Linked DNA regions of Mus musculus: region 2 is linked to region 1. A link is a loop called in an ENCODE intact Hi-C map of the cell type or tissue named here. Cell type or tissue: left cerebral cortex. All regions are shown on one strand.

Region 1 (4,000 bases):
TCTGAGAGGTCTGTTCACATGCTTCTTCTGTGGGTTTAATTTCTCTTATAATGAAAGAGACTAAGCATCTTTTCACATTTAAGGTACACTTTATGCCCCCTTACCTATTTTCTGTTGCTCTCTTCACCTTTTACGTGGCACAATGTTCTTAATATGTGTACATTGTGACATATCTCAGCACAGTCATCCTCTTTATAGCTACATATTATATGTAATATCATTTTTAACTGATGTGTTGAGGGTTTCGGATCATTTACACCGTTAGCATAATGCTACTATAGACATGTGTATCTGTTTCTGACTGTGTTAATTAAGTTTTTGAAGACTCCTCGAGCTCTTTCTAGCCACGAGCAAACCATATTACATTGTTAGCATTGATGTACAAGATTTCCAATTTCCCCATGTCCTTGCCAAGATTTACTTTAAAAAAAAGTTATGGCCACTATGGGTTTAATTTGCATTTCCCTGATGAGTAATGAAATTTAATACACTTAATGTGCTTGCTGGCTATTTTTGTGTGTTCTTTGGAGAAAGGTCTGTTGCGTGCTTTTTTTTTTTTTTTTTTTTTTTTTTTGGTTAAATTATGGGAATTTTGTCTGTTCGCTGAGACAAGATTTATCATGTAGCGTAGCCTTAGTTTGGCCTCAAATTTAAGGCCATCCCATGTCAGCTTCCTTAGTGTTGGCTCACAGGCTCTGGCGGAAAGTTTTATGTCAATTTGACACAAACTAAAGTCATTTGAAAGGAGGGACTTCAATTAAGAAAATACTTCCATAAAGTCTGGCTAAAGCCAGGCCTGTAAGGAATGTTCTTAATTAGTGGTTTATCGGAGAGGGCTCAGTCTATTGTGGGTGAGGCCGGCCACTCCTGGACTGGTGGTCCTGGGTTCTATAAGAAAGCAGGCCTAGCCAGCAGCAGTGGAAGTGCACATGTCATTAATCCCAGCACTAGGGAGGCTTCTGCAGTCTGAACTTGTTAGAGGCCAGCCTGGTCTACAGTGTGAGTTCCAGGACAGCCAAGGCTACACAAAGAAACACTGTATCCAAAAAAAGAAAAGAGAGGAGAGAGAGAGAGAGACGGAGATAGAGACAGACAGAGAGATGCAAGCAAGCAGGTTGAGCAAGCCCTGAAGATCAAACGAGTAATCAGCACCCTTCTATGGCCTCCGTATCAGCTCCTGTTTCCAGGTTCCTGCCTGGTTTGAGTTCCTGTCCTGACTTCCTTGGATGATGAACAGTGATATGGAAGTGTAAGCCAAATAAACCCATTCCTCCCCAGCTTGTTTTTTGGTCATGGTATTTCATTAGCAATAGTAAGACTGGCTAAGGCACAGGCCTCTGCCCGCACACTGGGCTCTGTGACAGTCCATCCTACAACGCATTCTAGATCCTCATGGGTCATATACCCTCTCTGCAGCTTGCATTTTCCGTTCCTTGAGAACATCAATGCCCAAGTCTTCAAATTCGAAGTTTAGCTTATTATCATTGTTGTGGCTTGTGCATTTGGGTCCCATTATCTAAGAATACACTATCAAAGCCAAGGGCACGGAGATTTCATCCAACGGCTTTTAGTCAGATTTTTGTGGTCATCGGCTCTCCGCTTATTGATCTGTTTGGATGAGTTTTGCCTAAGGTGTAAGAACAACTTCATTGCCTGTTATACAGGTTTCCCAGCCACAAGACTCCCCAAGCCTCACCTCTGGACAGAGAGTGAGGTGCCTGCCCTGACCCCTTTCCTCTGGGGTTCCTACAGGTCACCCATTCCAGCCCTCCTCAACCTTTGGGTTCCATTAGTGAGCCTGGCAAAAACACGGCCTCTGCCCTTGCTCTAAAAGCTCTGGCCCCGGTCCTTCATCCTGCAATGTCTCCCACACCCCCATCAGCTGAGCTGTGTTCCTGCTACTGACATGGTGCCAAGGCTTCGGGAACCCGTGCCAAGAAACCTTTTGTGCTAATTTCTATTCACGGTGCCATGCACACCTAACCTTGAGGACATCTGTGGAGCATATGTTCTCCCCAGAGCTGGCGGCCACACAAGAGCACTCCCGGGAGAAGACTGTTCAAATGTGGGTGCTGGGTACCCAGACCCTGGGCTTGTCGAGGACCGTGGTCAGTTCTTCCTTGCTGGTTTGGTTCTCTTCAGAGTTTCAGCCTCTGGCAGAGAAGAGAGGCACAGGACTCCGTGTAGGCTTGCTGCCTCTCCGGCTACTGCAGCCTGAGAACACTGTGAACTGTGCCTGTGCCTCACAGATGTTGTCAAGCTGTATAAACTAAGGCAAATCTCTCTTCAGTCCTCTCACCATCCACCTCCCCCATAGAGCCTTTCAGATCCTGATGTGTGTGCCATTTTCCAGCCTGGGTTCCCCTCAGCTTCCTTTGTCCCATTTGTGTGTATACAAGCTAGACCAAGATGCAAAAGATCCAGGGCCCCCAGTCAAGCTGCTCATGCCCCAAATGTGTGACGGCTGAAGACCATGCAGATTATACAGCTCCTGATGGCAGTGGCCAATGTAGAGGAGCCTTTCAGAATCCCACTTCATGACGTCATCTATTAACCCCCACCTTTCGTTTTCGCAGGGAAAGAGAAGCTCTGCTGTGTGGGTTCCTAGAGAGGCCCCCATGGGGAAGTGTCGCTCTGCAGACACACCAGTCAGGCAGAGGCCACCTCATATCCCTTTCCTTAGCTCAGGACCGAGATACCTTTCACCTGCTCTAACCACCGCAGGGCCACAAAGCAGAGAACTAAGGACAGCCCCAGACCCCGCTCTAGGGGGATGATTCACACTAGCAGGTCTAGGGCTGCGGGCCTTGCCCCACCCACCACACCGTGCAGAAAGGCAGGCAGTCCAAGGAAGGCTCTAATTAGGCTTTCTCCCTCTCCTGGCTTCCCAGAGTCCTTATATGATACCAAGCCCCCACCCCCACCCCTAGGTCCCCACCCCCTGGGATCCACAGGCCCAGTAAACTTCGTTTTCTTTGTAGTCATCTCTGTGTTTATGCATCTTTCCAAACCAGTCTAGCACTGTAAGAGTACCCTGATTTGGGGGGTTCATCTTCACACAAGACTCCGTGACATTCTGTATATTGCTCTGGGCAGTCAGCAAGAGCTGGTATTCAGTCTGTTTCTGTGGGCTGAGAAGACTTCCTGACACCCCCACCCCCACCCGCTTCTCACCATTCCACTTCTCTGACTTCCATTCACCCAGTATCCTTTCTGTGTGTCTGCAGACCTGGTGCATCTGGAGGAGGGGCACTGTCACTGGCTCTGACTCATTCTTCCAGCAGTCGCCTGGAACAGCAGCCAGTGGTCAGCCAAGCTGTGCTCTCAACTTTCACCTGCCCAGCTCACATACACCCCTACATGCCAGCAAAGAAATGACCAGTAACTAACTACATTGAGCTCTTCCCTACCAGTCTCTTGCTTGTAAATCGGGGGTTAGGGGTGGGGCTCACATTTTCCAAGAGAGATAGATGTTCCAAGACTCTATCCATGTCTCGGAATCCCTCAGAATCCCCTGGAGGACTTGTGAAAACACTAGTGGCTGGACCCCAGCCGCAGAGACTCTGCTGTAGGAGATCTGAGATCGGATGAGGAGTTTCATTTCTGCCATGCTCCAGGTGATGCTCATGCCAGCGGCCCATGGACCACCCTTGAAAGCCATTGCTCTGGCCGTGTGCCCTCAAGACCCCACCCATCCTTGAGATACCCCTAGCCCCTGGCTCTGTTCTGATGAACAGGGTCCTGAGCTTTCTGGAGAGAGTGGTTCTTGGTGAGGATCGTTTGGTTTCCCGGAAACAATCCTTATGTTCTATTCTGCAGAGCCTGATGGCTGGAAACAAGCATACAATGTTTTTGACACTCCAGCGACGATGGCAATCTATGCTCCGTGGAGTCATTCATGAAATGCCTCTCCTCCCTACCTCAACCAAGTGATAGCGGGGATCCGCTTCTAGAGTAAATAAGGATCACTGGGGCTCGTCAAAAGGAGCTATAAAGATCA
Region 2 (4,000 bases), 49 kb before region 1:
TTTGCTTGCTTGGCTAGTTGATTTTTGTTTTGCTTGTTTTGAGTCAGGGTCTCATGTAGATCAGCCTAGCCTGAAGCTCCTAATTTCCATGCCTCTACCTCCCAACTGTTGAGGTTGCAAGTGTTTCTCACTACACCTGGAAGGGATACGAATTTTAATGGGTTAGCTTTGGTTCTTTATGAAGAAGGAAAGTATTGTGTTATTTAGCTGTGGTATTAATAGGCTTCAAATTGAAATAGAACTCTTTTAATTTGGACACATGTCCTTTGAAAAATAGTACAAGGCTGATGTTACAGTGCTTTCTTGACGACCCTGTCTCTGAGACTGGGATTCTGTCAAAGCTTCATTACCATAGTTTGAAGACCTGAAAAAATAATGCTTTTTCCTCAACTTAATACATGTAGAATACTCAATGTGTTACAGTGTATATTTCTACTTAATTAAATGATGATATTTTTCCTCACATTGGCTTTTTATAATTGTGTGGAGCTAAAAATTACAAGTGATTTAATAAGTAAAAATGTTTTTCATGTTATCTATATAAAAATCATGACACTAGACACTATGTCAATTTTAAACTGAATGCAGTTATTCATTCTTAGAGAGCAGAAAATGAAAAGGTATCATTTAACACTTTAAATTTAATGTGAATGATTAGTTATTTGGAAACCACTAGATTTGAAAGAAGAGAGGTAAGACAAAGAGGGCCTATAAGCAGTTGCCCTCACAGATGCAGACTTCACTAGATGAAGCGCCTCCGTGCTCCACTGTGTCTGACTACAGCAGTACTCTGGCTGGAAGTCCCCACATTCCCTTTCAGTGTTATTTGTCTTGGTGTCCACTTTGTCAGTGTGTTTAGCCAAAGAATTTATCTTAGTTTATTTGCTCTTTCTCCTCAATCTGTAAACTAATGGAGCTGATACTTTCTTTTTGCTTAATTGATATTTTTTAAATCTTTAATTTTTTAATAATTCATTTGTTTATTCAATATATATTGAAATTGCAAGGCCTTGAGTTTTGTCTGTCAGCAAAATAAATGGCCCTTAGAACCACACAACTTGTAATAGTCTTCAAGAGAAGCCCATTGGTAAGGAGTATTCTCCCTGCCTGTCATTCCCAGATAACCAGTGAGCCCAGAGCTTTTTCAGAAGTAACAAATTTGCTACAGAAATTTTCAGACCAGTTCACTACTGGCTTCCACTGCTTTTCAGTAAGTGAAATGCATGTTGAGTGACAGGTTTTTTTTAAAACTTAGTACAGAGTGGTAGATAAGGCCTAGCACTGTCCTGCCTAGCTGTAATCCCAGCAGTGAGTAGGCCGAGGCAGAGCTGTGAACCAGGACTACAGAAGAGCAATCCCTGCATGTGTGAACAAACAGACAAATACAGAAGTATCATTGGTTGTCATTTTATACATGTTTGGAAACTATAATTGAAACTTTAAAATGTCAGAATGTTTAACCATAAATTGTATAATAAATTATTGTAATGTCGAATATTTTAAAAGGTAAAAAGAAATTAGAAGCTGGAACAAAGAACATGAGAAAAAGAGAGGTAAACCGGTGATTTAGTCTTCCAGCACATGCAGGAGCATAGGATGCTTTCACAGTGTGGTGTGGGTTAGGAATCTCACCTTTGCTCTGCTGACTGGAAAAGAGCCCTTGTTCTCCTCCCTACTCTACAATTAGAATAAGATCTTGATTTAATTAGCAAAGATTATAAAATAGTATCAGCAGTGTAATGACCAAACAGCTGAAGCACATGCAACATAGCAGAGCATTGGTTCTTCTGGGCTCTGGAACATGTGGTTGCTGCCAAGAATGCCATGATGCTGTCAGTATGAGTTAGAATCTATGAGCTTCAGGGAGTCTGTTCTGGATTAATAGTGTCGGTCATTAGGTGAGTGCTCACCTTGCCTGCCTTAGGTCCTGAGTGTAGGTCTGCTACACTCTCCCAGGCACACATAGATACACGGGTAGGAAATCAGTTCTTGTTCTAGTCCTGCTCTTGTAGACCTTAGGGATCTAAATTACTGTTCAACAGAATTGTTTTTAACAGTTTGAAGCTTTCTATTTTACGATTCCATTAGAGGGTCAGGGAGATACCTAGCAGGTAAAAGCAACAGCGAGCCTGATGGCCTGAATTTAGGTCTCAGAACTTGTGTAAAAAGTCAGATGCAATAGCACAAGTCTGTAATCCTACAGTAAGATCATGGAATGGCTAGCAGAGATAGGAGAATCACCTTAAAGCCCCCATGCTAGTTAACCTACAGTTGACAGTGCAGCAGCAGAAACAAGAGAGCCTGCCTCAGCAAGAACCTACTCCTGAAGGCTGTCGTCTGCCTCCACATGGGAGCATTTCCATACATGCATACACATTAAATAAGCATAATCTTAAAAATAGCTTTAAGAAAATATGTTTAAAAATACCAGTCCTTTTTTATCCTCAGCTGACTGTCATGTGGACTAGAATACATGGGCTGAATTAGCAGTATATTCTTTTCCTTGTAGGAATTACATATAAGAGTAAAGTCACTATGCAGGCTGGCTTAGTGCTAGAAAATTCTTGTTGTCAACACTGGTTCAAGATACTGTCAACTCTCTGACAGATGCTTTCCATAAGAGCTCTGACATAGGCATTAGCGGGCTTATTTCTCCTTTATGGATTCAGCAGGTAAAATGTTTATATAACTGAAAATAAGATGTATAAAAATGTCCTTAATCATATGCATTGCCTTACTCCTCGAGAAGATTGGATCACTCAACTAGCTTTGTAGCAGGGTGTAAATGGAGCTGTCAGTTATTTATAATGAGCTCTAAATTAGAAAAAGATCAAGTAATTTCAAGGCTGGAAAACCTACCAGAAGTAATACAGCAAGGTTGTAATGGTTTAACTGAATGTAGCTTGACAGTGTTTACTATCATTAATCGTTTGAACACAGTGATGCTGGTGACCTCCTGAAGCCTACTCTTCTGTGATCTTTGGACCATGTGTTGACAGTGTTTGTTTAGCCTGCCTTATTTAGCACAATTAGGTTAGACTTCCAGTTGGAGCAATAGGAAAGGGCAGCCAAATTATAGTAGACCAATTAATTAACCTTAGACATCAGTACTATAGGCTTGGGAATCCAGTGATCACATCTATTCTGTAAATTTATGTCAACACAGGAACTCGCATGAGCTTACATGCATATGTTCCAGAGGTTGGCACCTGCTTTCTCAGTAACCCTCCACCTTACTTTTGAGTTGTAGTTCCTCACTGAACCTGGAGTTTGCTGACTGAACTGGACGAGCCAGCCATCAGTATGCAGGAGTCCTTTGTCACCAGCTCCTTGCACTGGGATTGCAGGCACACACACCCCCCATACCTTTTTTTAAGTGGGTGTCAATGCCTGACATCAGGTCCTCATGTTTACAAGGCCAGCATATTTCTAATTGAGCCATCTCCATAGCTCCTTATCAGATATTTTAAGTAGTGGAACTACTGCCTCCTGGACAAAATATGAATTCTTAAAATAACATCCCAGTTTAAGAGACTTTTGTTAGGTTGAATAGACTTCCATCTTCACCTGCCGTCACACTATCTAATTGTAATTATGTCAGTGGATCACATTTTCTGCGATTGCTGTAGTTTATCCTGATCTCTTTCTCAGATGTTTCCATTGGTGACATCTTGTGCTTTCTATTTAGCTTGTAACACTTCAAGAAGCAAAACTGCTGCTAAATGAAGATGATTATCTTATTAAAGCTGTATATGACTACTGGGTGAGAAAACGAAAGAACTGCAGGGGGCCATCCCTCATTCCCCAGATTAAGCAAGAGAAAAGAGATGGCTCTACCAACAATGATCCTTACGTTGCCTTTCGGAGGAGAACAGAGAAAATGCAGACTCGGAAGGTAATGTCCTATTGTAGTTTAACTGACTGTAGCTTGATAGTGTTTACTGCTTATTATTTGAACATAGTGACACTGATGACCTAACCTGATGAAAGCCTACTCTTC

Evidence for each region. A loop is a pair of places that touch in the nucleus more often than their neighbours do. Peaks named below come from ENCODE experiments on the same cell type or tissue, not always from the same donor. Only the 100,000 strongest peaks of a DNase experiment are listed, where the experiment ranks them.
Region 2: it touches region 1 in a loop (4-fold over the local background); 1 of 42 quality-filtered maps calls a loop at or near these places.

The regions. Positions count from the first base shown.
Region 1 is chr2:49,568,105-49,572,104 of GRCm38, forward strand. No RefSeq gene overlaps it. Among named protein-coding and RNA genes, the nearest start is that of Kif5c, 49 kb to the right of the region's middle. In left cerebral cortex, no CTCF peak of the experiment used is centred here; DNase peaks (open chromatin) are centred at 1,973, 2,222, 2,467 and 3,337; H3K4me3 peaks cover 41 bases; H3K27ac peaks cover 1,160 bases.
Region 2 is chr2:49,518,783-49,522,782 of GRCm38, forward strand. Epc2 (enhancer of polycomb homolog 2) reads left to right here. Exons shown (of 14, transcript NM_172663.4): 4 at 3,689-3,895. Among named protein-coding and RNA genes, the nearest start is that of Epc2, 69 kb to the left of the region's middle. In left cerebral cortex, no CTCF peak of the experiment used is centred here; a DNase peak (open chromatin) is centred at 2,410; H3K27ac peaks cover 1,240 bases.